2 separate regions of the Homo sapiens genome follow, and region 1 is linked to region 2. Evidence: chromatin loops called from intact Hi-C (ENCODE). Cell type or tissue: PC-3. All regions are shown on one strand. Each heading gives the region's core, and the rest is flanking DNA. Links, peaks and the distances in the headings are about the cores only.

Region 1 (15,916 bases), core at 7,284-12,283, 61 kb before region 2:
GGCACCAAGGCTTAGGAAGTGACTTCATTTGCCTTGAAATGAAAAACTGTTTATTTCGCTGCAACAGAAAAGGGGTATTTTTGCCTTCAAATCACATTTCTATCAAAGAAAACATTGGGAAGCCATTTAAGAGATGCAGCAAATAGCCCTCCTCTGACATTCCGAATGCCTTTCTCAGCAGCTGGTAGTCTCAACTGGTTCTCTGAGACCAGTTGATATTCAAGTTGGTTGACTGGGTCTTGGCATACAGTCTTAGATAGCAGCTATCCCAGTACTGCAGGTTTGTTGATCTTCTAGACACATTGTTGCAGGACTTCAGGCTCAGAAGTAAAAGAAGCATTGGAAGAAGGAACTTAAGGCCTGAGGTCCAAGAGAAGCGATATGGGAAGAGAGCAGCTGGGTCCCTGGAGAGTGAGAGGAGGGGTCTGTGGAAAAGGAGATGCCCCTGAAAGAGATAGAACGGGAAAGGCAGGGGGAGAAAGCCGATCCCTTGGTGCGTCATGCGCCAGGGAGAAGTAACAAAATCACACCGCCAGATCCAGCGATCCAAAATTCCCTGGAAACAATGGGCAAAGGGCTGGGATGTCCATGCCCAGCATGAGTCCTTCCGCTCCTGACTTGCCCACCTTGGACTTATCTGTCAGTGTCAGGAGAAGGTCCCTGGGGATGATCTGAGCACACCAAAGCCTAGGAGGAACTTGTGAGAAGCTTATCATCCATGGGGATGTCTTCTTATTGCATTCAACACTTTCCCCCCAACACTGTAAAAGTAGTTGTTTTTATTAGAGTTTTGATCTGGTAAAGAAAATCCTGACTGCAGCCTCCCTGCTCTTCTTTCTGCCCAGCATGTTCCCCTTATTCTGAAGTCCTGATGGTTTACTGATTCTAACCAGATATTGGTCCGAAATTTTCACATTGATTGTAAGCCTCTTTACATGCAAACTCAATTTTGGCTGTTTTTGTTTTTTTCCAGCTCTGGACAGTTTGTTGTTGTTGTTGTTGTTTTATTGTTTTCTAGTTACAGCCTCCCCAGGCAGAAGAGAGAGTGAGGTGCTTCCCCAGGCACGACAGAAGCTGAGACTAGAAGTCTCAAGACCCATGAGTGAAATGCTTAATTGACAGTCGTCCTTACTTCTAATGAAGCTGGCACCCTAATCAAGTGTGGCAAAGACTGGCAGCACCGTGTGACCCCATGTCAAACCAGAGGATGTGCTCGAGATGTGCAGTGGATGCCGGCCCATGGAGCCCTGCGTGGTAACCTGGTGCCGGCAGCATTGGGCAGGCAGAGCACGGCAGCAGGGGACATGGGGCTGTGTCCCTCCACTTTAGCCCACCCCACCAAGGAGGGAAAACCTTGGTACAGCTGCACCACACCTAGCTGTGGCCATTGCTAGAGGAGCCATGGAGAACACTGGAGATTTGTCATGTCAGTAACAGGCCTTTCCAAAGAAAAGAATGTTCTACTTACAAGAGACAGTCATCAGAAAATCAACAGAATAAATCTTCCCCAAGATAAAGAAAGATTTGAGTCTTCACAATAAAAACCTCACTGGGTCTGCTGCCAAGCAAAATTAATAGGGCCAGAGGTATCCAGATGAAATCATTTAAGTATAAGAATAAACATAAAAATGGCCGGGCACGGTGGCTCACACCTGTAATCTCAGCACTTTGGGAGGCTGAGGCAGGCGGATCACGAGGCCAGGAGATCGAGACCATCCTGGTTAACACAGTGAAACCCATCTCTAACAACAACAACAAAAAAAATTAGCCAGGCGTGGTGGCGGGTGCCTGTAGTCCCAGCTACTCAGGAGGCTGAGGCAGGAGAATGCGTGAACCTGGGAGGCGGAGCTTGAAGTGAGCCGAGATCGTGCCACTGCACTGCAGCCTGGGTGACAGAGCGAGACTCTGTTTCAAAAAAGAAAAAAGAATAAACATAAAAACATACAAGCAATATAGCAGAAAAAAATTACTAAAGGAGAAAAACCAGGCTGGTATAAAACTTCTCTTCTTCAACACTATAAACTAGAAGAAAATGGAACAGTGTTTACATTTTTTTAAGAGGGAAAAGATTGTGATCTAGGAATTGTATCCTGAGTCAATTCAGCTGTGAGGGCAGTAGAAAGACACACTCAGGAATGGGGAACAAGGAAGGCAAACACTCACATAACTTTAGGCAGCTCTGGAAAGGGAGACAGGGAGGCTGGAGGGAAAATGTCAGATATAAATAATAAGTAGAGATGACGTGGTAGAGGTTTTTTTTCAGTTTAAATGTTTATATTTTATCTCAATGCAGAAAGAGTTGAAGAAACTTACTAAAATATTATGTAAAGCAAAGGAACCAAAGAGAAATAAATGAGCTGAGGATAAAATAAGAGAAAGAGACTGGTTAAGTGAGGAGCTTATCCAGCCACAGGGGAAGCCTGTTCCAAGGTCCTCAGGGGGCACTAGAAATCATGCCCTAAACTTACCAATGGCCAAAGCAAAGGGATTGTAAAAAGAAAATAAAATTTTAGGACCTTCCAGGTTGATTATGCCAAGGGGAAAAGTGAAGCTCTGAAAACAGAGTCACATAGCACAGCTATTTTTGCACAACCCTTGCTGACTGACTTTTGCAAGGGTTGTGCAAAACCAGATGGAGATGTTCTACCTTAACCGGACTCCCTATCCTTCATTCTAACCTAGACTTAATTGATGTTGGAGACAGAGACCCTTGCGACTGTAACCTCTTTACAATAGACTGTTAAGCAACCCCCTTAGAGTATAAACAGTAGTAGTCAATCAAATCTTACATTTGTACAGTAGCCTTCATACAGAAAATGTGTTTCTGGCCGGGCATGGTGGCTCACGCCTGTAATCCCAGCACTTTGGGAGGCCAAGGCAGGGGGATCACTTGAGGTCAGGAGTTTGAGACCAGCCTGGCCAACATGGCGAAATCCCATCTCTACTAAAAATACAAAAATATTAGCTGGGTGTGGTGGCGGGCACCTGTAATCCCAGGTACTTGGGAGGCTGAGTCACCAGAATCCCTTGAACCTGGGAGGTTGCAGTGATCCGAGATCACGCCCCTGCACTCCAGCCTGGGTGACAGAGTAAGACTCCATCTCAAAAAAAAAAAAAAAAAGAAAAGAAAAGAAAAAGAAAAAAGAAAAAGAAAAAAAAGAAAAGAAAAAAGAAAATGTGTTTCTGTTCGGCACCTCTGGCTTTGCCTGTATAAATGATTCTCCCTTTTCCCCATCCCAGGTGCAGTGATCACCATCCTTTGCTGTCATTCTGCTGTCTGGATGGCGGCCCTCATCTTTGCACTTGAATAAACTCTTTTAATTGGATCCTGAGCCTTTTGATTATTTTAGGTTGACAGGATGAACATAGTCAATTACAAGCTTCAAGGCATCCATAAACTAACTTCAAACCCACATTCCCTGATACAGAGGCCAGGGTGAAAAGAACTCCTACATTTGGGGACAGGTAGGATGAGGAGGATGGGGTGATTGTAAAGGGGCAGAGTGAAGGGGCTTTTCTAGTGATGGAACAGTTCCAAAATTCGGTTGTGGCAGTAGTTATACGAATCTACTGACGTGATAAAATTGCATTAAACTATACACACATGAATGAATGCATGTCCAAGTGGTGAAATCTGGGGCCGGGCGTGGTAGTTCATGCCTGTAATCCGAGCACTTTGGGAGGCCAAGGCGGGTGGATCGCCTGAGGTCAGGAGTTCGAGACCAGCCTGGCCAACATGGTGAAACCCCATCTCTATTAAAAAAATACCAAAAAATTAGCCAGGCATGGTGAAGGGCACCTGTAATCCCAGCTGCTCAGGAGGTTGAGGCAGGAGAATCACTTGAATCCAGGAGGCGGAGGTTGCGGTGAGCCAAGATCACACCATTGCACTCCAGCCTGGGCAACAAGAACTAAACTCCATCTCAAAAAAAAAAAAAAAAAATGGTGAAATCTGATAAAGCCTTTGCATTGTGCCAATGCCAATTCTCTGGTATTAATCTTGTATGATAGTTACATGAGGTGTCACCATTGAGGGGAACTGGGTGAAGAGTACACAGACCCTCTCTATGCTTTTTCCTCTTCCACTTCCTGTGAAGCTATAATTATCTCAAAATAATAAGTTAAAAGAAAAATGCCTATGCCAAAAGCACACTGGGCCACATAGTGGTAAATATCCCTGCACAGCCATGCAAGACTTACAGCACTAAACTTAGCCTGGCTATTTCTTAGAATGTCCTGAATGCAAGTTGAAGCTATGCCATGAAAGTAAAATTCAATGGAATTATCTCCATGGCAGGCCCAAAGGAAGGGACCTTCACAGAGAGATAGCTAAGGATTTGTCCAGTTCTAGGATTTACTTGTTTAACTATGTCAATCTTTGCTTTCATGTTTTTAATCAATAATCTCAATTATTTCTATTCATGGTCTTTACTCTCAAAAATTTCAAATGGGCCTGATGAATTTAATGGAATCTTAATGACCACCATAGAGATAACCTCAGTAAAAATTAAAATCAAGATGGACTCTTGAAATACCGTTCACATTTTTTTCAAAACTTCACGATAGACCTACCATACCTATCAGGAGAGATGGCAGTTACAAACTAAGGACCAACAGTTCCTACAGTTTCTCACACAGGAAACTATACGTCATCCTGCAGGCTGACTCACTGGACTTATTAAAACTCAGAGTGCTGGGCCCCACCTCAAGAGCATGAGACATCTGCAGTGAGCCCCAGATTCTGCATCTCTAGCAAGTTCCCAGGTGCTAATGAGGTGGCCTCAGGACCACCTTCAGAGGACCACTGGCCCACAGATCACACCAAGGACCCCCTTGTCCTTAAAGTGCAATAAAATGTTTCCAGAGCATATAATCAAATCTTTTCAAAACACATGCAGGTAACTGATTGGATGTTCAAGCGGCAATATCATGTTAATTTTGGCTTTGTGTTCTTGTGTAGTCACAACTTGAATGTCTGAACATTACAATTTGTCCTGCTTGCACATGAAACATACATCTCCATCAGACCAGGAACACCATCCAAATGTCAGTAATAAATAACTGTTATGTATTGTGTCATGTCTATTATGTGCCAGGCACTGTACTTGTAATAAAATAATAATCCATATAACACATGGCAAGATGGATCCATGTAAATACTCTTTACATGGATACGTTAAAGAGTATTTACATGGATCCATCTCCCCATGAGTTATATGGATTATTATTTTCTCCTTTAGATGGATGACAAACCAAGGCACAGAGAGGTTAGGTAACTTTCCCAAAGTCACACAGCTAATAAGTAGAGGATGCAGAATTCAAAATCAAGCAGGCTGGCCTGAGACCCAATCTTAAACATTAAGCTAATTTGTGCCACTTTAATACAGCTTTGAGAAGAAATAGATTGTCATCTTAACAACATTAGTACACTGCCAAAATTTAAACAAAGGGTTACAAACCTCATGTTGTTTGCTGAGGGGAGAGGTTGGCCGTGGTACTATTTTTATTATCAATGGTCATGAATAATTTTAAATAGTCTAGAAGTCACTCATGAACAACAGAATATTCATGCATCCTTTGAACTCAATACAAAAAAAATATTAGTGTGCTCTTATTATCCTAATAAAAAAAGGCTTCTGGCATGTTTTATAAGTTGCTTTTTAGCTCACCTATCACCATGGTCAAATCAGTCCTAAAGTGTCATTTTCAATCAGGATTGTCTAGTTCTAAGTCTCTTTCTGATTAAAAAAAAAATGGGGTGGGGGGAGAAACAAGATGTTTTCCTTTGCACACTGAATGAGAGAGGAAAAACTTGTTCATACTCTAAGGAAAATGCTCCAAAGGGCCCCACACCAAACCCCAGCCATCTCCACTCTTTGAGCCATCAATTATTCATGAAAATGGTGAGTATAACACTTGCAGAAGCTTCAAATATAAATGACACCATCCAGAGAGATCTCCTCCACTCTTATTTTGGCAGGGGCATGGCAGGGGTGCATACAAGGGTTACAATACCTGAAAAGGTCACTAGGCATCTGTGCCTCCATGTCTCAGTCACCACCAGGAGAGAGCTGAGATTTATTTTGTTGTAGGCATTATCCTGTTTTTCTAATTGCCTCTATCAGCCAAATTTTTTTCAGTTTGAATAGATGGATGAAAACTAGGAAAATAGCAAAAGCCAGTGGAGGCTCCCGAAGTCATTGACCCCAAGGTATCCTGCTCCAAAAAGTAGAAGTGAGAAACAGGAGGTAGATACAGGCAGCAGGTGATGCTCCAAGATGCTATTTGCTGAGACCCTCTTAGAATAAGAGGAAAAGCAGGGGTCCCTATGCAGCCTGGACCCCTACTGTCTTCACAGGTGCCAAGAATGATATCAGTTCTTAGGCAAAACAAAGATAGTGATAATTATTATTATAAATTGTAATGTAATTATAATTTATAATGTAATTATATTATTTCTATAACAATTATATTATTTGTAATATAATTATAAATATCTTATTAATAAATAATAATAAACAGCTTTTTTCCAAATTATAAATAAATATGCATCCAAAGTCACAACCTTGGAAGTAAGTCCTTTGCACTGTCAAGATTTTGACAAGCTAAAACTTCTCTCATGATCAGTATCTTTGTATTAGCACATATAGAATAGTCTTAAGGAATAACCATTTCCTTATGTTCAGCTCAAGAATCCTAACACTGAAAAAGTCAGCACTGGCAATAATGGATTGAAAATTAAATGGAAATAAAACCTTTAATTATTCATCCAGCCCTTCAGTGTTTCTCTCTTGCTTATAAATAATACAAATGATGAGCCTGTTTCAACAGGCTGGAAGAACGGAAGGAAACACAGTATGTAAAAACAAGCTAAATATACCCGCTCCTTTCATTATCAAAGAATATTTACTATTTGAATGCATTATTTCTTGATGTTAATTTACATTTCACCATAGTCTTGATTCAAGAAAAAACTTGTTTTATTATGTTCCCAATAGGATTGCTTCAGATAGTCAGTTGCAGAGTTCAGATGCCAGTGAATTTTTCATTAAAGCTCATTTAGGGAGTTTCTAACTCCTTCAATCAGAAACAGAAAACTGTAATTATATTTAAAGTCATTCAAAAATTCAGCAAATAATTCTACATTTCTAAATAAATCTAAGTGAGGATTAGATATATCTGTGAACCCGCATTTGCTTATGCCCACAACACTTTGAGGAATTTAAATTTTTGTCTTCCTTTAGTTTCAAATCTTCATAGAAAAACTAAATGATGCCCCTCCCAGAGACACAAACTCGTACTATTCTACAAGTTACAGCAATGGCAACATTTAAGGAGAAGCAAAAAGCAAAAGTTGATGACATACCCTAAGTGACGGTTTTTGTCAAGCAGGATTTTCTTTCACCCAAGGATCCTGCTGGTCTCTCCCCACAGGAGGAGGAAAGCTTTTATAACTGGAATCTTCTTAGCCCCGCCTTCTTCTCTGAGGTTCTTTTAAGCAGAGGAACAAAAAACTTAAGCCGCTGAAATTGCAAGAAGACTCCTAAAGCCTCCAAGCATAGCAGCAATTTAGCAGTGGAATACGAGTAGGGAATGGATAATTAGTGAACATGGTATTTTAAATGCTAATAAAGAAATGATACCAAATTCCTGCTCTTAGCTTGACAATAACACCATAGTATGAAATCATACTAATACTTAATTTCTGCAATTAATGGCACATTTTAAAAACCACAAATAAAATGGGAAATGCTCATTATAGAAAGTGATGACAAGATTAATTAATAAATTAAAAGCTCTTAATTAAGATTAGGAAAAAAATTATTAAATAGAGGAAATTTAACCAACATTGCTTTTTTGCAGATTTTGTGAACTTTCCTCATACCAACTAAATGCAGTATTGGGCCAGGCAAGAGGGCATCATGGAGGTGAGCAAATCCAGCTTCATTAATTTACAGCTATTTCCTGTCCCCTTTAAACTACACTTTGGAAGAGCTCTCCTCGAAGAAATAAGTAACAATTGTCAGTGGGCAACTTTCGGTCATTTTACTTAAATCACGTGCCACAAACATAACAGTTATATTATAACTAATGTTCCTCTGTTTTGGCCATTATTTCTATTTTATTTTCATATGAAGCATATGTCATAGAGAAATACAAATAGGATAGTGTATTTCAGGAACTGATTGCACAAGACATACACTTGCAAAAAGGTTAGAGATGAAAGAGAAGGAGTGTGAAGGGGTTTTTTGCAAAGGCAGAGAGATTTGAGCAAGGTCTGAAAGGAAGGATAGGGTTGTAGTGATAACTCCTGCAGAAAGCATGTTCAATTCAAGAAGAAAACCCCCTTAACAAAGAGAGACAAAAGACTCCAGACAGAGGTCTCAAACTCAAATATTCCAAGGCTCAGACAGGTCATAAAGATGAAGGGAGCAGCCAAGTGTTAGGTAGTAAGTAGGGAAGGGTGGGGGCTGTGGAAAACTGGAAATGATAGATTTGAATGAGGACCCGTGAGAGAAGAGATCCAGCTAGAAATAGAGAGAGAGAATCAGAGAAATCTCAGAATTACTCTAAATATGGGTCCTAGGACTAAAAACTCCCATACCCAGCATGGTCCCCAAGCACATATATAGCACTGCACAGGGGAGCAAGTCCATCTGAGGAGCGGAGCAGCAAAATGAGCTTTTTAGCTGTTAGAAATATTGAGCCAGCTGGGTGCAGTGGCTCATGCCTGTAATCCCAGCACTTTGGGAGGCTGAGGCGGGCCGATTGCTTGATGTCAGGGGTTCAAGACCAGCCTGGGCAACATGGCAAAACCCTGTCTCTACTAAAAATACAAAAATTAGCCAGGTGTGGTGGCACGTGCCTGTAATCCCAGCTACTCAGGAGGCTGAGACATGAGAATCCCTTGAACCTGGGAGGTGGAGGTTGCAGTGAGCCGAGATCATGCCACTGCACTCCAACCTGGGTGACAGAGTGAGATTCTGTCTCAAGAAAAGAGAGAGAGAGAGAGAGAGAGAGAGAGAGAGAGAGAGAGAAATATTGAGCCAATTAATTAAGCTCATGTGGACTTCTCTCATTCATTTTCTGGTTATTAAGCAAGTCTTTTGTTCTATCTCAATTTTCATTGTAAATCCAAACTTGTTTTATCCACAGCAGATAATGTATGATCTGGCCTGAACAAGTTGTATTCAAATATCTTTAGCAAGTCCTTAAAATCATACGTGAATGGATCCTTGCTGTAAGTAAGCATCCTCATGAAATGGGAGCGAGAGAGATGGAGATAGAGAGATATAAGTAGAGGTGTACATATATAATGTAAATATTTACCATTTCATCCAAGACGCAACAAAATGCCCAATTCATCTAGCAAGATAGATAGAAATTGTTTTGGTTTTTTTTTTAAGATGCTGGATTGTTGAACTATCTTTTAATGCCAGAAGGTGGCTGCCCTGAGCAACCTCAGTCACACACAGACGTTTTTCAGCCACTTACTCCTCAAAGCAGGTTTCAAAGGTGAATTAACAGCACTGTCCCTGCTTGTCCCTGAACACCTTCCTCCCCCACTAAGATAAGCAGAGCCATTCTGCATACTTCCAGCTAGATATGCAGACTCAGACTCTCAGCTTGGCTTCCCTATTTTTTGTGCCATGAGAAAACATTAAAACTGAACAAACTGTAGGTGGATGATGATGATGGTTACAGAGCAATGTGAATGCATTGATGCCACTGACTCTGCACTGCACTCTCTGGCTGAGTTTGCTGTACTGGAGCTGGTGGAAGGGACAAGGCTCTCTGGTCAGTGTGGAAGGCCTCCCACCCCAGGCATTCCATGAAGAGTCTTCCCCCATGAAGAGTCCTGTGGAGGCTGCACCGCAGCCACCCATGAGCCTGCCTCCCTCTCTTGACTGTATGCAGGAAGCTGGAGTTCTGGTTGGGTCCTGATCTTACCTTCTTGGCAGGAGCTCAGGCCTCCCCCTGAGGCCTTGATGAGGAGAGAAGCCTCAGGTACTAGTTGAGGGTCCAGGGGCCACTGGCTCACACTGCAAAGAAGAGGCTGCTTCCTACTACTAGAAAAAGGAGGACCGGCAGGGCTCATTCTGCTCCTCTCACTAAATCTTAGCCCTAGCCAAGTGTAGAAGAGAATTTGACACACTGGTAGCAACTGATGGAGGTGGGCACATACTCCCAAGTTAGAACTCTGGTCACTCAAGGACATCAGGTGTCTTTTACAATAAGCCTTGTACAGGAGGCACAGACACTCCCTGACACTAACTCCTGAGAAGAGCAGATTGCAGCTGATGAACACACAACTGGGAGGCACATCAAGTCATACATCCTTCCTCCCATTGTGCAAAGGGTGCAGTGGGTGCTACCCATAACCCTGTCTCTTGGCCTCTCCTGGTAAGAGACACAAGATCTCACCTTTTCCAGGAGAATTAACAACTTACCCTTTACTTCTGCAGGCTCCACGTCTTCTGTCCACCTGCATCCTCCAACCATCCAGCCACTGTTTTATAAACTTTAATATAGGTGTAGGTCATCAGGAAGAAGAAAGGTTACCATGGCACCAGAGGCGCAAATATGCAATGAATCTGTTGCCAAGACCCTGGTCCTTCCCAGTGAGTGTATTCAGCCTAACACCATGGGCTGACCACGCCAGCTCCTGGCATATCGAATGCTAAGAAAGCTCTGAGGGCAGTAAGTATAGGGCATCTGCTCCACCACAGTGGACTGGCTGAGGAAGCCTGCACACAGTGCTAGAACATTGCTTTCATGAGCAACACAGGCAGGTCCCAAAGCATAGCCATGGCCCAGGAGGAGGCTTGTGGCACCTCATCCACACAAAGCCCTTGAGTTCTCCAGTACATGTGCACAGCCCTTGTATCCAGCCTCTGAGCTACTCCCTCCCATGCCACAACACCCTCTAGGCCTCTCAGTGGCCCAGGCCTCCCTCACTGTTTGTTTGTTTTAGTCCCATAACTGCAGCTCCAACCCTTTTCCTGGCTGTCTTCAAAAATTACCTTGCTCTCAGACTACAGCCTTCAGTTCACCATCTCTGTTCTCTTTAATATTCTGTGACCTATACACTGACAGTCAAAAGGAAGGCAGATCCTTGGCTACACTTCCTATGTCAACAGCATGGCTGCTTCACTACCTCACCAACTCAACATTGCTTATGACTTAGGCAACTCATCCATCAAGAACACACGGTTCCATAGAAACTGTGGCCTGTACCTCAACTTCTCTGATATAATTTTGAGTCTGGACAAGTTTCTAGCTGATATAGTGCAAGTTAACATAGAGATCCATAGGACCCTCTAGCTTACAAATGAACAGTACAAATAATGCATTTATAGGTCCCAGAAGCAATGACCTGATGGGAAGCTCCTAGCATAAAGTGTGCTTCCAACATGCATAGCCCACACTTGCAAACAACCATGGAATCCTTCTCAGCCACTCAAGTGATCAATCCCATTATAAACCAAATCTATGCAACTCTACCCACCTTCAACAATCCCCTTCTGCCTTCAGCCCTCCATTTCACATCCCCAGTAATTCTGCAGTAGAATAATAAAAAGTGATAAATAATGCTTCTCAAACTTTCATGTACATATGAATCATCTGGGAATCTAGTTGAATGCAGATTCTGGTTCAGCAGATACAAGGTGGGACCTACGACTCTCCATGTCTGACAAGCTCTTACCAGGTGAGCCGATGCTGCGGGTCCACAGTACACACAATGATAGCAAGGGCGCAGGAGGCGCCAGACTCCTGTCAGCACCACGGTCAGCTCCAAGGCCAGCAACACGGAGAAAGGCAAGAACCGGAAGAGTGGTCCAGAGAATGCCCACCAGGCAAACCCAGGGCTTTCTGTGCCTAGGGGATAAGAGGTCCCTCTAGATTTGGTGCCCTTCATAAGTCTCCCCAGTCCCTGGAACTCTCCCCTCCCTGATGGAATCAGGTCTAGCCAGCTCCTTCAGACTCTGGTCTCTCTCTGTCTCTTCTGGCCTCAAGCAAGAAGCTCTTTCTCCAGTCCTGAGTTCAAGGTTCAATGGCCAGACGGCCATTGGCCTCAGGCTAGATTGCCCTGGGCCCCTTATTTAAGCTTCACATCTTCCCAGGTCCATTGTGGGTGACCTCACCAGGCATCTATGGAGCTCCATGCCTCTTTAGAGATTAAGTTTGTATTGAATAATTTGGGAATGTCAAAATATCAGTACCACCCCCAGAGAACTATCCTTCTACCAATGCTATAAAATCAAAAAACTCTCCATGAGCCTGAATAATAAAACATGACATTTTAATGGGTATATGAAAAGGACAGATGCTTTTATTCTATTACAATAGCTGTAATTTTAATGAGTTTTTCACAATTTGCTTTATTCAAGTGAGGGTTTTTATAAGATCATCCCAATTCCTATTCTCTTGTTTGATGTCAACCAATGTGATTTACTCTTTTCTAACTATAAATGAATCCTACTATTGTATTTACATAAATGTCTTTAACATCATTGTTCTTTCTTTTTAACCTGATATAGTTCCCATTCTGAACTCTATCTTAAGGAAATTATTTTCATCCCTTCATGAAATGTGAAAGAAAGCTGATCTTCTCTTGCCCACTGTCTTCTTTTTCCAAGGAAGAGAATGGAACATGAGAGAATGAATGGGGCCTTGCAGTAATAACCACAGATCTCAGTTTCTATTCTGATATGATTAGTTACTGTAGGAAAAACACCTCATTTCTCAGTTATCCAGAAGACATTCAGGGGACATACAATTTTTGTACTTAAGCATATTAAGGAAACTGCACAGAACAGACTCAATTGTGGTGAATGTTAAGGTGTGTATCCCAATGACAGCTGTCTTTAATAATTAACATATTGCTCAAAGGATTAAGCAATTGGCATCTTAGTGGGTCATTGATGGAACCAGGGCAGAGTTTTGGCTCTCTCTGATGTGTTGTATAAAGTAAGTTACCAGGCTTTATGTTGATGAGTCCTTCTGCTGTCACAGCTTTTGTGACACTGTTTCAGGCATGGTACTACAGTAATGAACATGGCAGATCACACCCCTTCCCCCAGGGAGCCCACATCCCAGACAGGGGGACAGACAGACAACAAACAAAAATGCCAGATAGTGCCAAGTAATATAAAAACTAAGACAGGGGAAAGGAATAGACAGCGGCAGGATGGTTTTTTCAGATCGACGTTCTGAAGAAGTCTTTCTGCAGAGGTAAGAAGTGGGCAGGGGGACCTGAGTGAAACAAGAGAGCCAGAAAAGAGGACCTGGTGGGGAGAAATGCAGCCCAGGCAGACAGGAGAGGCGAAAGTTTGGAGTGGCTTGCCAGGACCGAGTGAAGGAGGTGGAGAGAGGAAAGAATGAGTGGGAAAATAGCCAGGAGTCAGATTATATAGGACTTTGTAGGCCCTTATACAGATTTTGGCTTTTATTCTGCATATCATGGGAAGCCTCCGGGAGTTTTAAGCAGGGAAAGGAGTGATTTTGTGAGTCTTTGAAACCATCCTTCTGGCTGCAGCACACACAGGTGACTGGGAGGTGACTGGGGGACAGGTGGAGTTCTGTGTTGCCCAGTGGTCCAGACTAGAGATGAGTGTGGCTTGGACTTCCTAGGGTGGGGCCATGGAGGTGATGAAATGTCATCAGATTTAGGGTGGTTGTGATGGTAAAGAGCCGGCACAATTTGCTGATGAGTTGGAGAAGGACACGTGGATGACTCGTGGGGGATGGTATGTCATTCAGCTCAGGAGGCCTAGAAGAGAGCAACAAGAAAGGCAGAGCTGAGTCAAGACACCCAGGGGACAAAGCAGGAGCTTTCAACTCTTTCATGGTCATGAGGAGCTTTCCTCAGTCATCCCAGGTGCAAGGGGCCACATGAAGCTTTTCAGTGAACTTTCTATCAGGTATCCAAGTTGCTTCGCATGCGAGAACCCACACTAGAACTTGGAACAAGAACGAACAGTAGATGATACAGACAGAAATAGAGATGGAGACAGAAATGGAGTCAGAGACAGAGATGGAGATGAGAGTGGAGGTGTAGATGGAGTTAGGGATGGAGAGAGAGAATGGAGATGCCAATTAACAAGGACCAAGAATAATGCAGACTCCAAGACCAAAGTATTTGATGTCCACCTACATAAATGTGAATAATGACAATTTTCCCCATGCCTTTATACTAAATCTTTCAGCGTAAAGCAGAATGCCATAGTCATTAAGTGTTCCGTCTCCAGAGGCAAACCAGCCTGTATTAAAGCCCAGGTTCCAGGGCAATGTCTATAAGCCTAGTGTCTTCACCTCTGACAATAACACTGCCTGCAGAGATCTGTAAAGCATGGGCATCCTAAAGAGTAAAGAATCAGTAAATGTGAACCACTGCTGAGACAGAGGTAAACTCCTTATACAAGACTGTGTTTTAACAGCAATGTGTTAACATCCCTCGACTGTCAGACAAGTTCCTTGACTCAAGCTTGTCAATGATGTCGATAAGCAAGGAATTAGAAAGAGGAGATGAAATGTAAAGTAGATAATTTCAAAGAGGCTCAGAGGAAACTGCATTTAAATATCTGCATTCAAGTACTAGACAAAGCAAATGAGGTTAGGGGAACTGGGCTTTTGAGGAAATATTTTTGCCCTGACTGCAGCCCAAGGGTGCTTCAGCTTTTGAGTGTGGGAGAAAATGAAACTATTTTCTATATTAAAAATTCACATAGTCATCCATTTGGCCTATATGACCTTGGCCTACATGACCTCTATCCCAGTTTACAGCTCCGGGCACTAAGAACCCATTTCTTACCTTTTATCTGAATTACCGAAACTTGGATTGAGAAGACAAAATAAGATCTGAGTGATTTCTGACCACTTTTATGTGGTAACGGCATGGGAAGAAAAACACATTCCAGGACCACTCGGGTTAGCAGAACTGCTCCATCTTCCTTCTGATCTAGGGGACGAGAAACCCATCCCAAGACAGGGAAGATGCCGAATGCTACTTAAAAGCATGAAGGCTATGGGCAGTGAGGTGTAATGGAAAAGGGAACATGAAAAGCAATGAACAATTAGGATTATTAGAAATATTACCATCCCACAGAGTGGTCTCTGAGTGGAGATGGGTTCAAATGCCAGAGACAAAAACAGCCAAGCAGCCCCAGATAATTGAATATTTGCCCCCAAAGTAACCTGATGGGAAAGACATTTTCCAGAGGAAGAATGGGCTCCACAGAGCGCTGGCCCCTGTGAACCCTGTCCGGTATCAGCTGGCTGCCAGCCTCTGGGCTGGGGGCTGCAAATTCAGACATGATTAAGGCAAAACTCCACATGCAAGGAATTCAGTCTTGTAAAAATTGAGACTGTTAGGTAAGGAAGAAACAGGTACCTATTATTAGGAGGTTCGAGTCTGTTTTGATGCGGTATCCAACAAGCAAGGATCTGTTCAGCTTTTGCCCCTTATATCCATACTCTAATAGTGCTATCTCAAGCAGGAAGGTGTTAAACCATTTATCCAATAAAGAATTTCTATTTTTAACATTTCTCCAGTCACAAACACTCTCTACATTTATGTGCACGGGTGCACACTCCCCTGTGACGTTAGCTAACATTTGTTGAGTACTTGGTGTATGTCAGCACATTTCTAAGTGTTTTACCTGTACTGACTCACTGAAGCTCCCAAGAAACCTGTGAGTTGGTACTACTGGTATCATCAACCTCATTTTACAACTGAGGCACAAACAGATTAAGTAATTTACCCATGGTTACATAACCGGCGAGTGGTGGAGGCAGGCTTGAAATCCAGACCATCTGGTTCCAGGGTCTTTTTGCTTAACCTCTTTGCTGAACCTCACGAGGCGCACGTGTGCACATGCACACACACATACACACATGCACGTACTCAGAGTCA
Region 2 (15,916 bases), core at 5,667-10,666:
TATCTATCTATCTATCTTCTATCTATCTATATCATATTGGTTTTGTTTCTCTAGAGAACTCTGGCTGATATGTAGAGATTGTTCCCTAAAGAAAAAAAAAAAGTATTCATCTGATGAAGACACCATGTTGGAATTTAGGAAAGGGCTTAGGATTGTTAGAAATTTCCACTACCTGGATGGTTTTAGTAAGTCGAGACAGACAAAGTTTATTTGCCCTCAAGGCTTCTACAATTTATTGCATACCTCAAGTTTGTCTCTTTGACAATCTGGCACAATAAGACATTTTTAGTTTAAAACCAAATTTCTCATTTTTCTCTTCTTGCTTTTGGTCAATGTGCCTTCCTTATTCTTTTCAGACAACTTTAAAATTTGATTCTGAAGGGGTGATGTTCTATGGAAGTAGGATTTATTGTAGATACAGGGCCATGCATATCAAAAGAGGAACTATGTCATTGTCCATCTGTAAACAATTCTCCTCAGAAGATTAGAGAAAGGACAAGGAACTTGGGGGTGCTAATAGCTCCCCAAGAGTAGCACCCTCAGTAGACGGCATTGGCTTTTCCAATGTCTTTCTCCTCAAAATCTACAGGTGTCCTTATTTATAACCTCATGATTCTTAGAGACTACAGAGGCTCTTAGAGTCTTGTTTTTATTTGGGGGACCAGTTGTTTCATTTATAGAGCTGTATATTTATTTTTATTTCTAGCTTCTTTTTTTCCTATGGCTCAGTTACTTATCAGAAAATGTTACCTTCTAAATTCATGATTTTCTATATATATATTTTCATTTATGGCTCCTAATTAAAATCAGAGTCCATTTTCAGCTGTTGATCCTACCCTAGAATAATGTTCAAAAGATTCCTGGAATCCAATTTTTAAATCTAGTGTTTATTTTATGAAAATTTTCATCTTTGTCCAATTTACTTTTTAAGAGACAGATTTCTAAAATGTGTTTAATGAGCTTCCTTCTTTTTGTCTCTAAGAATTAATTATTTTTTAATTTTCAGATGGATTATTTAAATCTTTTTCCTAACCCCTTGTTTTCAACTACTTTCCCCATTTGAGGGGCTAAAATGAAGTGAACTAGTCTGTACACATCTAGTCATTCATGAAAATAGTACATAACAAAGATCCTATTGCACATATCTGTCCATCTTCCTGAAGTATAAGAAAATATTTATAGCATTGCTATGGACTGAATTGTGTCCCCCCAAAATTTATATGTTGAAGCCCTAACGCACAAGTGACTATATTTGGAAGTAGGGCCTTTAAGTATATAATTAATGTAAAATAAGGTCATAAGGATGGAGCTCTGATCCAATAGGGTTAGTGTCCTTATAAGAAGAGATACCAGAGGGCTTGCTCTCTCTCACACAGTGTCTCCCCACATGCACAAAAAAGAGGTCATGTGAGCACATGGCCACCTGCAAGCCAAGACAAGAGGCTTCAGAATGAAACCTACCTTGCTAGCACCTTGATCTTGGACTTCCCAGCCTCCAGAACTGTAAGAAATAAATTTCTATTGTTTATAAGCTGGTTAGTCTATGGTATCCTGTTAATAGCAGCCTGTACAGATTGTCTTTGACTCAGCTCTAAATTAGGTTTTAAATTCAATGTCTATATATCTGCCTTCTGATCTTGCACATTTACATGAATGTTCCTTTCCTGAGAAATCCCAAGGCAATACTAACTCATTTAGAAGATTGGAGGAAGGAATAAAAAGACTAGAAGGGGTACAAGTTAAAAGTTGCTTAGATCCAAACAGGGTGGGTTTCAGAAGGTTAGTGTCCTTGGACAACTTGTGTTTTCAGCTCCACCACACCAAATAAAGAAGCTGACTATTGAAAGATTGGTGTGTTTGCCTCCCAGTTTTTCTAGAGTGCCTCCTAAAATATGATTTGATTTTGACACAGCAAACTTTCCTTAAAATGGCCATCTTTTTTGCCATCTTTTGCCTTTTACCTAAAAGAATGCAAGAGTAAGGATCATAATGAGACTATAGATAGAAAGAAGAATTTCTGCAGGAGTTTGAAAATTTGATACAGACAAATCCACGTAAGGAAGATGGGTCACTACAGTCGACTGTGCTACAGTGCGCGCTCATGAGTGGTGTCAGAAGTTAGACCAAGCAGAAGCTAGAAATCAACGAGGCTGCCAATGACCCAACAATTGTTTGACCTAAAATATAGACTGAGCAAAGAGGTCTTCTTCCACAAGTTGACAAAAGTATAAATGTCATTATGAAGGTTTTGTAGGGTGCCCAAGGCTAAGTTCGACTAATTGCCTTTTCACATAATTGTCACAGGTCTAAGGAACCTCTAACCATTTGTCTTCAAGACTGGATTAGATTGAAGCAGAAAATAATCAACATATATGCATCTGTCTTTCGTGGAACACTCCCTTATGCGATCAATAAACACAAGATAATCCAGGACAAAACAAAGACAGTTGAAATAAGACTGCCTACACACACACACACACACACACACACACACACACAGCAAGCAGCAGGAGAATAAGCAAAGGTATTTACTAAATCTTTTATCCCCAAACCATAAGGTCTAATGATCTTATAGAAATACCTAGATCTAATTACTTTGATTATAAATCCTAGGGTAACAAATTCAGCAATGAAAGCTCAATGAAACTATCAAGAACTCAGTGTTGAGGCTGGCTTACCTGGCAGCAGATATGAAGGATAAATGGAGTTTGGCAAAGAGGCCCAGTGAGTATACCTGTTGGCCTGAGAATGCCCTAGAATGCTTCTAAGGGAGAGTCCTTGAAACGACCTCAGTAGAAACTTTGGATTTGCCGTAGAATGATAAGACCACCCTTAATATCTGAACTGAAAAGACAAAGCTGAATATATTGCTACCAACTATGTGTTGTACCTGCTGTACAATAGCAGCTTTAGAATGTTTGGGGCCATTGTCTTATTTGGATAAATGGCCCCTGATTTTGCAAAGCCAAGGTAAAAACACATGAGGGGTGCTGTGGTTTAAATGTGTCCCCCAGAAACATGTATTGGAAATTTAATCTCCAATGCAACAGAGTTGGGAGGTGAGGCCTAATGAGAGGTGATTAGGCCATATGGCAGAGGGAATGGACTAATGCCATTATTATGGAAATGATCACAGGAGTGGGTTTCTCATAAAAGAATGAGTTTGAAGGCTGGGCACAGTGGCTGTAATCCCAGCACTTTGTGAGGCTGAGGTGGGTGGATTACTTGAGGTCAGGAGTTTGAGACCAGCCTGGCCAAACCCATCTCTACTAAAAATACAAAAAATTAGCTAGGTGTGGTGGCACGCACCAGTAATCTCAGCTACTCAGGAGGCTGAGGCAGGAGAATCACTTGAACCCAGGAGGCAGAGGTTGCAGTGAGCTGAGATCATGCCATTGTACTCCACCTGGGTCACAGGGCAAGACTGTCTCAAAAAAAAAAAAAAAGAATGAGTTTGGCTCCCTTTTGCTCTCTCTTGCCCTCTCTTGTTCTCCTACTTTACACCATGAGATGGCACAGCAAGAAGACCATCGCCAGAGGCCAATCACTCAGACCCTCACCACAGGCCAATCACTCAGTCTGGCTGGGACTCACCAGTCTTCAGATCTGTGAGAAATAAATTTCTGTTCATTATAAATTACAGGTTCATTACTCTCAGGTTTTATTATAGCAGCACAAAATGAACTAAGATAATTGGCCCCCTGTGTTTTCTAATTACATCAGTAATGCAAACTCATAATTGCACAGCAAACGCTCATTCTAGAAAATGCAGCTATGGAAAACTAATATTAAAAATAATTCATCACACCATCATCCAGAGACGGCCCTGGAAACATTCTGAGACGTATATACTCACACTTTTAAAACATGTATAATCATACTTTATATTATATAATATATACTTTTTAAATGCACACATAATACAGGTTTATAACCTTTTTGTATTAAACAGATCATATAGAATTTTGATATCAATAATTACACTTCTTCAAAATTCTTGCCAATAGAACACAAGTATCTATCATCATTTATTTTGCCATCCTTCTAGTATTGGACTTTATAAACTGCTTCACGAAAGATCCTCCAGCTAAATTCTTGCCAGCATCCTTAATTACTTCAGTTAGATGTGAGACTCATTCAATCAAACAACACATTTTGTGAGCTTTGGCTGACATCTCGTGGAAAGTCAGCTTGTTGCCTATTTCACAGCCTCTGTGTTTGCATCAGCTCTAGGGCAACAGAAAAAAGCAAACCCTTTTCTTAGCAGCCTAATAGGTGGGGTCTGATGTTTGCGATAATTTATCTTAGACTGACATTCTCACCGTTACACAGCAGTTTCTGTGTCAATGCTGGGACCAGCCAAAAGCTGCGCTTCTCCAACCACAGACTGGTGGTAACATTTCCACACCTTTCCAACAGAAACATATTTACATGACAACTCCATGCAGAATAAGTCTCCATCTCTTTTATTTGAAGCAAAATTCAGGCACATTTTATAAGAGCAGCCGTAATATAACTTTAAAGAGAACTATTTCCTAGGCATTTAAACAGCACTTGGAGGGTTGGAAATCCCAGCCCGGCCAGTAGAGGGCACTGTGCAGGGGCAGCCGGAGCCACCCGCCGTCATCTCTGGAAACCCTGTGAGATTCCAAGATGCTGCACCCAGAAACCTGCTGCTGGGGAAGGAGCTGACTTGTGATCCTTCCCTGTTATGTGGGAGTGGAAAGTGGTGGCAAAGGAGTTTGCTTAGCAGGTCTGGAGTAATATGGTTAGGCTGCCAAGGGTGGTAGGGTGAGGTGTTACAGAGAATGGCATTAAGGGAGGAGACCACTCCTCATATTGCCTTATGCTCAATTTCTGCCTCTAAAGAAAGAAGTAAAAACTAAAAGGCAGGAATGAAATCCACAAGCAGACAGCCTGGCGCCACACCCTGGGCCTGGTAGTTAAAGATCGACCCCTGACCTACTCGGTTATGTTATCTATAGATTACAGACATTGTATAGAAAAGCACTGTGAAAATCCCTGTCCCGTTCTGTTCCATTCTAATTACTGATGCATGCAGCCCCCAGTCACTTACCCCCTGCTTGCTCAATCGATCACGACCCTCTCACATGGACCTCCTTAGAGTTGTGAGCCCTTAAAAGGGACAGGAATTGCTCACTCGGGAGAGCTCGGTTGTTGGAGACGTGAGTCTTGCCGAAGCTCCCAGCTGAATAAAGCCCTTCCTTCTTTAACTCGGTGTCTGAGGGGTTTTGTCTGCGGCTTGTCCTGCTACAGCATCACATGAGAAGCATGATACAGGGTTCTTCTTTCTTTAGCTGGAGCACCACTTTAGACCATGGGATGGGGAAAGCCAGTCAGAGACGACTGGAAGACCACCAGGCCAGAACAATAAGGGTTAATGCATGGACTTTGGCTGGCTCAGAAGGAGTTTGGCTAAAGCAAGTATGTTTTGGACTTCAATTAAAGACTTGAACTTGAGATTGAGAAATCTTTCCACTGAAGCTGCCCCCAAACTCCTAGGACAGAGGCAGATGCTTGGATTGTCAGTGAAGCCAGCAAAGGAAATCTTGGAATGGTTTCCCAGGAATAGAGAATAAGCCCTGGGAGACGCCAGTTTTGAAAACTGGTACTATCGTGCTTGTTAGAGAGTCATGGTGAGGCAGGAGAATAGGGAACTGGGGTAGCAAAGGGTTGAGGCATAAGCAAAGGAACAGCAGATGCAGCCAGTTCGCATAAGCAAGAGAACAGCAGGTGCAGCCAGTTTTAAGCAAGATTGGGCAGGACATAGGCTACATCTTCACTCCCGTGATAACAAGAAAGAAGTTTCCACTTCAGCCCCTGAATGACTGCAGGCCAAGTTTCCACTTTAGGCTCTGATTGGTCACAGGCCAATCCTTCATAGGGTGTAACCAATTGGAGGCCTCTAAAGGGTACCCAGGGGTGTTGCCAAGTTCTTTTGGCTTTATAAAAACCCTAATTGAAGAGGCTCTTGAGCTGCGGGCTCCAGTCCGCTCGCACTCTGTGAATTGTCTTCAATGAATCTGTGCTTTCCTTACTCCGTTCTCCTGTTGCTTTGTTTTTCGTTGCTTCATTCCTTTGTTACTTTGTGTGTTTTGTTCAATTCTTTGTTCAACACACCAAGAACCTGGACAACTCTATCTGGTAACAATGGAAGAGTCAATCATCCAAAACTCAAAAAGAAAAAAGAAAATCTTATTCAAGGTCTCAAGTCTCTAAATGGGCCCAGTTAGATGTTTGAAAAGTAAATTATGTGTGGGAAGCACAGAGTCCAAGGAAGAGCATGTTAAGTTTCTGAACACTCCTAAGGAAGGAGGAGGAAGACACCTCGGTCTGTTTGTGAAAATTGGAAAAGGTACAAGTTAAATGTGTAGATCCTGCAACTGGAGAAGACTCAGAGAGGATGTTTATATAGGGAGGAAGGGAAGGAAAGAAACAGGATTGGTAGGTTACCCCATCCAATTCCGTGGAATTGAGAGCTCGGAAGATAAAGTGGCCCAGGGTTTTCTTCCATCAGACTGAAATGATACAGCCTTCCTGTTCCCACCTGGATCAGTCACTGGTGCTGGGCCACCCTGGGGCAGCAGGACCTTGGGTGAGGGAGTTCTCTGCAACTGAATCATCCCAGAATAGGCTGACAACTGAAGGCCCCTGCCAACTGCCCTCCTAGCAGCTGTGGCATCTTAAGGGGAATCAGGCCAGCACATCTCTGTGTCCAGCACAACGCAACACGTTTTGTGGACACACACACTACATGAGCCCTGAAGTTCTTACCCTCCACCCACTCCCACCTAAATTTCCGCAGGACATCATGATAGAATTGCCGTGCAGGCTGAAAGGAGGTGAAGAGCCCCCTCTAAGGGACCTCCTGGTGCTCAGTAATGCTTTTATTTTCAATCACATACTATGGTAATCATATCAGCACAAGCACACAAATGTGGTTAAGTGATGAAGCTGAATGAAACTTTCCTAAGATGTCAATCATAAATTCCATCAACCATACTAAAGACTGATTTATCTTGCTCTTCTCTCTGGAGAAAATATTACAAGATTAATATCAATGAAGAAGCAGAATATGCAATCAGAAATACATAGGGAAAAAGCTGGGTTAATAGAAGTATTTTCCTGGATTTTGTGATGTGTATCGCATTTGTCAGCATCTTTAAATGTGTCATTCGTTGAGACTTATTTTTTCCTTCTAGATGAATATTCGCTATCCTGCCTCCTTTTGGGTTGGTAATTTGGGGTTGTCTTTCTTAGGCCCCTGCCCTGGAAACTGCGCCGGGATCCCAGGCGGAGGGGTGAGGAAGGCGGACCTCGCCCAGCGGCGACACCCAGAGCAAGTCACGCAGAAATCTCCAGGCCGCACTTATCTCCGGTGCACAGCGCGGGAGATGACACGCATCCCACCGGATCTCGCACAGCACCGCTGATGAATAAGCACACAGCTGTTTGTACAACTACCACCGGCCGTGGCGGCCGGAGACCCTCCCTCCCTTCCGCCGGACATTGGGGCGTGGCTGGAAACTCGGGAGTGGATTGGCCGGAAGGTGGGACGCAAATTTGTTTGAAAGGCCCAATCAGTGCCCGGCTTCTCCGCTCTAGCCAATAGAAAACCGAGAGGAAGGCAGGGAGGGCGGAGTCTCCTATTTGAGTTTGTGGCGCGCGAGGCCCTGCAGTCCGGGTTGGCGCTTGGGTACTGGCTGGGTCCGATGCTGGGTACGCTGCGCGCCATGGAGGGCGAGGACGTGGAAGACGACCAGCTGCTGCAGAAGCTCAGGGCCAGTCGCCGCCGCTTCCAGAGGCGCATGCAGCGGCTGATAGAGAAGGTGCGGCCCCCGCCGGTCCGCCGGGAGGGGAGGCCTGCGTGTCGGAGTGAGGCTGGGAGGGGACGTAGGACGGGAAGGGAAGGGGCTCTGAGGACTCGGAGCGGGGGTTGGGGAAGCGGGACTGGGGCTTGGATGCGGAGAGAAGGTGGAGGCGGAGCTGGGGGCTCCGGAGAGGGAAAAAGGAGGCAGCGCCGAAGGCTTCGGTGCGGGGACGGGGAGGAAAGACTGGGGCCTCCGGAACGGGGAGTGGGGAAGCAGGCCTGGGGCTCGGGTGCAGAGAGGAGGGTTTGGTGGGGCTGGGGGTGCTCCTGAGTGGGACGAGAGAGGCGGAGTTGGGGGCTCCGCTGCAGAGACCGCGTTTGGGGCGCCCCAGGCCAGACTAACGGCCTCTCACGGGCTGGCGCCGCCTCCTCCCGGGTCTGGGGCCCCTCGTGGCCCTGGAACCTGACAGGAAGCCCCTTCCTCCTCCGCAGTACAACCAGCCCTTCGAGGACACCCCGGTGGTGCAAATGGCCACGCTGACCTACGAGACGCCACAGGGTAAGGGTCTTCCCCACCTTCTGAGTATTCGGGTGAAGAGTGTGAATGGAGTAGTTGAAATGCTGTCCCTGCTCTCTTAAGAAGTAAACATTGTTCACCTAACTAATAGGAACCAAAACATTGGTGCCCTTAAACCTGTAAATTACTTGAATTACTTATTAGAACAATTCCTGAAGAGACATAGGTGCCTCCTGGCTCACATGCCTCCGGCTTACCGGGTTGGCATCCCCGCTGGCCACCTCCCCACCATGGCAGCGTGGGGCAGTTGCTTAGCTGGACTGGTCTCAGTGTCTTCATCTGTGAAATGGGAAGGATGATGACAATAATGTCTCCTGGGCGTGGGTGTTGTAACAGTCACGTACAATCCCTATGAAACTGTGAACAGTACCCCGCCCCGCACTGTGAATACTCACATTGACTATTGTTTGCCCTGTTTAACTTGGAGTAGTAACTGTCTTCCTTGAGGCTCCAAGTACTTGAATAGGGAGGAGAAGGCATTCCGTTTAATAGTTAATGTAAACGGACTGAAATCTTGTGGATTCTTTTTGGTAAATAGCTGGTGACACTTTGCACTGGCTGGGGTCAATTCCTCCCATATAGCTTTATAACTAACTCAGTATCACTTAATGAAAACAAACCTCAGAGCAAGTTCTATGTTGCATTAAACGGACACAGAAGGTTCACAAGATCTGCTCCTTGAGTTAAAAGAAATCCTACCTTTCTGCCTTTATAGCCAATCCAGACACATCTTGGGTGAAAAGTTTACACAGGCAGAAACTAAAATATTCCAGTGGCAGGTCTGCTACCCTTTGGTCTCTGTATAACATGTAGATTGCCCTTAGAAAGCATTCATTCAGTATATGGGATGTAGAGATTGCCTGCGAAAAGTGCTTACTCCCTCTATATGGTATATAGATTGCCCTCTATATATTTTAAGGACAGTCGCTGTCATATGTTCCTTGTTTTCATTTAACTTTTTGGGCTAATGATGTAATTTGATGAGCCGTTTTCTAGTAGGTAGGAGAGATTTCCATGAATGACGAATTTGCCTTAAAAACCTGAAACTTTACAAAGAGGAACAATCGCAGGGTATCAGAAACCTGGCTTGGTTTTAATATTGTACCTTTTTTTTGCCTGTCACTTTGGCATCTGGTGAACACAGATTGAGCAGAAGTTCAGCGTTCAGGATTATGTAAATGGTCATTTTTGTTTCTTTTCTTCAGGATTGAGAATTTGGGGTGGAAGACTAATAAAGGAAAGAAACGAAGGAGAGATCCAGGTATTTAGTGTCAAATTTTATTGCCAAATAACCTTGCTGTGGAGGAGTATTCATATGAATAAAGGTGTGGGTATGCCCAACCTCTGAGCTTACGCAGAGGCCACCACGGGGCACTTTTTCTCATGATTATACTCTTTCTGTTTTTAAGGATTTAGAAGCATTTCTTCTGTAGCTTGTCAAGTGCAAGGAGTCACTGTGTAATATTTGGCCTTTTTCATCACCCTGTGTTTCCTGTGTCACAGGCTGAGGGGCTCTGATAATACATGTGCAGAGGCTGGGCCAGTTGGGTAACCCTCCCCAAGGTCACGTGCCAGCCCAGCGAGGCACTCACTTTGTTTGGGTCCTTACAGAAAATACCAAATCCAGTTCCTTCTAGGGAAGAAGAATGTCTCTCTTCCTGTTTTGAAAGGGGAGGAAGAGAGATGAGGAGAGGTGCAGCCTGGAGGATCACACATCTTTCCTTCTGCATTTTTCTACCTTCGGAAGACCCTGGCTTCCCTGCCTAGTTGATCCGAGGGTGTTGTCGCTCTGAGACCCGTTATTTTAGTGGAAGGTGCTGTTGGCCTTTCTACGGGGGCATCCAGGAGCCCTTTTGCCACAGTGGCTTTTGCCAGGTTATCTGGTATTCAGTTAATCACTGCCTCTCAGATGCCACATGGTTCCTCTCTGTGGTCACAGGTCAAGGAACCTGTATGAAAGAATGAAAAACATCAAGATCAATGTGACGATATTAACAGCAAATTTGAAATCAAATCTTCTTGATTAATTATTCTAGTCATAAAAATGTTAAAAGTACATACAACTACATAAATGAGCTGATTCCTCTCTGCAAAGATGGTCACTAATGCTATTTTAGTACAATGTGATTCCCTATAATACATATCTTTATAAATGCATTTTTTTCTCCCTCACTTTTCCGGTTAATACATCTGGCAAACTCTTCTCTTCATCAACTGTTGTATAATTATAAAATTATATAATTATTTAAAAAATCATGTTTTTTTAACTGCTCTCCTGTTGATAGGCAATTAGCTATTTGTGGCTTCCTTTATTAATAAATAAGGGTCAGCACACTTTTTCCACAAAGGGCCGGATGATACATATTTTAGGCTTTGCTGGCTCTATGGTCTCTGTTGTAACTACTCAGCTCTGTGTTGCAGGAGGAAAGTGGCCGAAAATAATATGTAAATGAGTGTACGTGGCAGTGTTCCAATAAAACTTTATTTATAAAGCCTCTGTTAGAAATGGTTTTCAGAGAAAATCCCGGTCCTTGTCTCTTCCCAATACTGATAGTCCCCCTTTTCGATAAATGCTGAGAAGTGGGATTATCGGGTTAAAGTATATATACTCTTTGAATTATGCATAATACAGATGTCCACTCATTAGACCAGTGCTTAATATGGTCCTGGTAGCAAAAAGTTTTCATTTAAAGATTTATTTAAGGTTTTTGCTTAAAATGTAGGAGGAACCCTACCTGGGTCTCCAGAATCTTCAGACCCTTTCTTGGGATTAGGAAACTGGGCGTAGCCTGAGATTTCAGCGGGGACATCTCTGACTTCACTGTAATTGCTATTGGTGACAGTGTCCAGATCCGCCTTCACCTTTTCCCAGACGACTTGGTGCTCCTGCCGCCCTGGAGGCTGGGGGAGGCTGTGGGCCCTGGCAGGCCGGGTGTTGACCTGTGCTGGGTTGGTTATAACACAATGCCTGGGTTCTGTTTGTAGCTACCAGAGCTACCACATAGTTTGGGGTTGGTGTAGATCGTCTGCTTCTCTGTGATTCTCAAACCAGGTTCTGCCTCAGACACAGCCACAAAACAACCCTGTAAACTCCACCTTACGTGACGGTTTCACTGGAAGCAAAGGTTCTGATATTCTGGAAGTGGGCTTCAGTTACCCTGTAGTGCTCCTGGGTAGCCCCAAGTCCTCTGAACCCTCAGAGTTGACACCTGAGGACCATCCCTAACGGTATAGGCCTCGCCACCTTCTCACGCCCTGTTTTTATAAGGCTGGGTGGTTCCTAAAATATTAATATTTCAGCCAATCTGGTATCCTGAATGCTTGAATTTCATTACTGAGAACCCACCGATGCCATGCTCTGGGATTATTCGTGGGGCCTGCTATAGAGCAGGCTCTGGAGAGCTGAAGCAGGCCTGACCAGGAGTGTGGCCGCCCGACCACCTCTGCCCACCAGGTATGAGCTCCTGGTCAGGACAAGCAGCTGCCTCTGTGCGTTAGCTTGGGCTTAAACTGGCTCCTCCCCGCCTTAAATACTCCAGCATATTCTTTAAAGATCACAGGAAGTTGCCCAGGGGCCACTTGCCTATTTCTCTGTTCTCGCTGATGACCTCAGGACAATTTTGTTCTGTTTCAATTTGGCTTTTTGTTTGCCCCAGTCCCTGTCATCCCTGGGCCACTGTTAGGAGGTGTGAGCTTATCTGCTCGTGCCTGGGCCCCTGACTTTCCCTGCTCCTTCCAAGTGGCTTTTTAAGTAGCAGCCCCCGCTGCAACCCAGGGGAGCCTCAGCTCCTTCCTACGCTCTTGAGGCCTCTTATAAAGTGGACATGCAGGGAGAAGAGAAGCCTTGTGGCAGGCTCTTGCTGTCTCCTGTGTTAACAGAAGGATTGCAGTTTTATTATTTTGCGGTGACTTTGAAATGTGCTGTCACTCAAACAACCATGTTTTTATTGGCTTCTGCACTTGGAGGACTCCTCCATGAAGCCCGCGGACAGGACAGATGGCTCCGTGCAAGCTGCAGCCTGGGGTCCTGAGCTTCCCTCGCACCGCACAGTCCTGGGAGCCGGTGAGTGTTGCCTTCGTCAGAGAACTGAAGTCAGGAGGGACCAGGTCTGACGCACCTGTTACAACAGCTTAAAGCCTAGATTCCTCAGTAGTGAAGTTTTTATTTTTTCTAAGGTATATCTTAAAAACTAAAATCATGTTAAAGTACCCTGTTGATTCCTTCTGAGCTCTGCCTTGCCCACAGTTACATCCGGTGCCTGACATATGAATGGTACTCAGGTGTTTTTTGAGTAAATAAACATGCCCCTCCATGTGAAAAGTTAATATCCAGATTTAGTAAGACTTAAGATTTGCCCCTACAGGGTGGTGTTGTGAACCCTCACTTCTATAGGGCAGCTTCCCACTTCGTCCTCCTAGGAGGCTCCTTCCTTTTCCCCAGGCCAGTCTCACTGCCCACCCCCATCCTGTCCTCTTTTCTAGGGAATCTGTCCCTCACCCCTTCCTTCTGTCTTCAGTCTCTGTCCCCTGGATCCATCCGTCGGTATTTAGATGCGCTCAGACTCACGTTAGATACATCAGACCCTTCGTGGCTCTCCCCTGTCCTGGGCCCCTTCCTTGCCACATCCCTTTGCCCAGTTCCCTTTACCACCAGAGTGAAATAACCTGCTCCGTTTGGTGCCATGGATTCCCTACCCCACCAACCCCGTGTGTTCCTCCTCTCCCGACTCCTTTCGGCTCCATCTCTAAAGCCCAACTCTGGGTGAGGTTTCTCACAACCCCATTGCTAAATCCTGTTAGCATTCTTTGGGTTTTATTCTTTGGGTTTTGCGCTCTCCATTGCATTTAAACCTTCCAGAAGTTCTGGCCTGGGCCTCTGTGGCCCCCTGCTCCTCGGCCCCATGCTCCTCCAGTTTTCCTCCTTCTGTCTTCGTCCTTCCAAGCCTGCAGTCTGCTCGCCTCCCGTCCCTGCTGGATGCCCTTTCTAGAGGGTTTGTTTGAGCTGCCTTTGCCCTTCCCCCAGGTGGAGCCATGGCTTCTCTGTGTGCTGACTGTAACCTCCAGCCAGAACTCAACTGGGGGCGTTTTACTGCCCAGCAGCCCCTCTGCTTCAATACTTCATGTCCAGACTTGGCACAGCTAAGACTCAGCCCGACAGACAGGCTCCCCATCTTCTGCTCTGCGCCTCAGTACAGGCCCCTGCCGTCTTCCCTCTAGCGTTAGCCAGAAACCCAGGATCTTCATCTCAGCCTCTGCCTCATTCCTCATGGCCAAGGCATCCCTGTCCTGTGCCTTGTGCTTCGTTAGCTCTCATGTCCCCGCTGAGCACCAGCCTCCAACCCCACCCGGGCTCCCTCCGCCCCACTGACGCCCCTGTGAATGTGGTCAAGCCGCTTCTCTGATGCAACACGTGGCTTCCCATTGCTTTTGGGGTAAAAGGCCAGAACCCAGAATGGGGCCTGAAGTCCTGCCTGACCGCATGGCCTCCTTGCTGCCCCCGGGAAGCCCCTGTGATCCCCAGGCTGGAACAGACCCCCACTCTTATCTGAGCTCTTTAGACCTGGGTTCCTCTGCTTGCGAAACAGTTTTGTCACTAGCCTTTAAACACCTGTCTCTCCTGGACACTGGCCTTCCGCAGCCTCTGTCCCCCTCTGCCCAGTCCCTTTCCTGGCACCTTGCCTACACCAATAGTTAGTGATGGGTGTTGAGTCGCTAAAGGGAAGCTGGTGGTCTTTCAGAGTAGAATTGGAAAGCTCTTCATGAGGATATTTACCTGTGGTGCTATGTGTTTACTGCTATTAATCCAGATTTTAACTATAAATCCTTAGGTCCATGAATTTCCCCAACCGCTTGAAATCACAGGAAATAGTTATTTGATAGATGTACTGCCCAGTATGGCACCCACCAGCCCTCTCTGGATGATATTTAAATTAGTTGAAAGTGAAATAAAATTTAAAATCCATTTCCTCAGCCTTACTGGCCACATCCCAGCTGTTCAGTAGCCCGGTGTGGCTAGTGGCTGGCCTAGGACAGCAGGCAGAGAACTTTCCATGGTCACCGGAAGTTCTGTCGAGCAGTGCTGGGCTTGAGCGTCTCAACTTCCAGGCTCAGAGGCCATGGAAAGCTGGAGGTGGTGCAGAATCTGCCTTTCCTCACTCCATGGCCCCAGGCAGTTTCCCATTCTAGGGGTTCTCTGGGTTACTAAGAACCACGGGCAGCCGTAGATGGCTCCAGTGGGTGCACCCTTGAAGCAATGGGGATTTTTACTGTACAACTTACTCGAAGTGATGCCAAAACCATCCTTGAGAGGAAAATGCACTCCTTCCTGAAAATCCTGATTGAGATTTACTTGTTTGACTTTTAGATTCAAAAAGCGGTGAGGTCGATGCCACGTCAGACCAGGAAGAGTCAGTTGCTTGGGCCTTAGCAGTAAGTGCTGCCTTTAGTAATGAATGGACAGAGGGGGCGCTTGGGGGCTCAGGGGTCCATCAAAGCCCATGTGGCCTGAGGCGGGCAGCGCTGCCTGCACTTTTCTGGAAGTCCTCTCCTGAGGCTGGCTTTTGCTACTTCCAAGTCTCGGATTTCCTCGTGTCGATTCCCTTCAGCGGTAAGGCCCTCCTCTCAGTCTAGCACCTGGCAGCCAGTTCTACCCCCAGTGCAAGCCTGATTCACGATGATTTTCACTCTGCAGATAAAGCTGTCAGTGTGGTTGGCAGGGCGCCATCTGCCTGGATGAGCACACGACAGGAAAGCTGGGCTCTCGGTCAGTCTCCCCTACAGGGGCAGGGTAAAAAGAGAGGTGTTCTAGGGAGTATTTCCAGGTCTGTCCTCAAATGCCCCAAGTCACAAGGTCGCCTCATTGGGCAGCCGTCACTAACCCAAACAGTAAGTGTCATCTATATGTCTGTTTCCCAGAGTGCCCCCTGGGTCACAGAAACCACCCGTTTTCTTATGGGATGTGCTTCTTATCCTCCTTGGTTGGGATAGATGCGAATTTACACAGAGCTTAACCAGCTCCAGCATCTTTCCTGGCCCCCGTGTCACACTCTGTTGCCTGCCAGAATACCTGATGCATGGTTTTCCTCTAAAATTGCTACTTTTGTGCAGAGGGTTTCCCACGCACCCATGTGTGACTTTCAGTGACTAAGAAAAAGGCCGTGGTCCTGGGGAAGAAAGTGGATGCTCACTGAGAGATTGTGTAGGGATTGGAACAAAGGGGAAGTGGGTGGTACCAAGAGTCAAGAACCAAAGTGCCAGCCCCACTCAGCAGAGGATAGAGGGTGACGCCCTCTATTTCCAGTGTCTAGCAGGGGAGGGGTAGGAGAGCCTCCTGAGCTGGAGCACTGAATTTCTGTTTTTGTTTTTGGTTCTTTTGAGATGGAGTTTCACTCTGTCACCCAGGCTGGAGTGCGGTGGGGCAATCTCAGCTCACTGCAACCTCTACTTCCTGGGTTCAAGCGATTCTCCTGCCTCAGCCTCCCAAGTAGCTGGGACTACAGGCGCCCACC

What was found. A loop is a pair of places that touch in the nucleus more often than their neighbours do. Peaks named below come from ENCODE experiments on the same cell type or tissue, not always from the same donor. Only the 100,000 strongest peaks of a DNase experiment are listed, where the experiment ranks them.
Region 1: it touches region 2 in a loop (5-fold over the local background); 4 of 110 quality-filtered maps call a loop at or near these places.

What each region holds. Positions count from the first base shown.
Region 1 is chr2:233,908,883-233,924,798 of GRCh38, reverse strand. TRPM8 (transient receptor potential cation channel subfamily M member 8) reads right to left here and starts at 7,426. Exons shown (of 26, transcript NM_024080.5): 1 at 7,367-7,426. In PC-3, for the core only: a CTCF peak has its summit at 9,433 (motif pointing right); no DNase peak of the experiment used is centred there; H3K27me3 peaks cover 1,094 bases.
Region 2 is chr2:233,846,318-233,862,233 of GRCh38, reverse strand. It overlaps HJURP (Holliday junction recognition protein), which reads left to right and starts at 7,699. Exons shown (of 9, transcript NM_018410.5): 1 at 7,699-7,850; 2 at 8,324-8,390; 3 at 9,614-9,669; 4 at 12,375-12,471; 5 at 14,773-14,837. The coding sequence starts at 7,734. RefSeq lists a silencer at 7,498-7,757 and enhancers at 6,825-7,817, 11,342-11,842. In PC-3, for the core only: no CTCF peak of the experiment used is centred there; a DNase peak (open chromatin) is centred at 7,543; H3K4me3 peaks cover 3,671 bases; H3K27ac peaks cover 1,396 bases.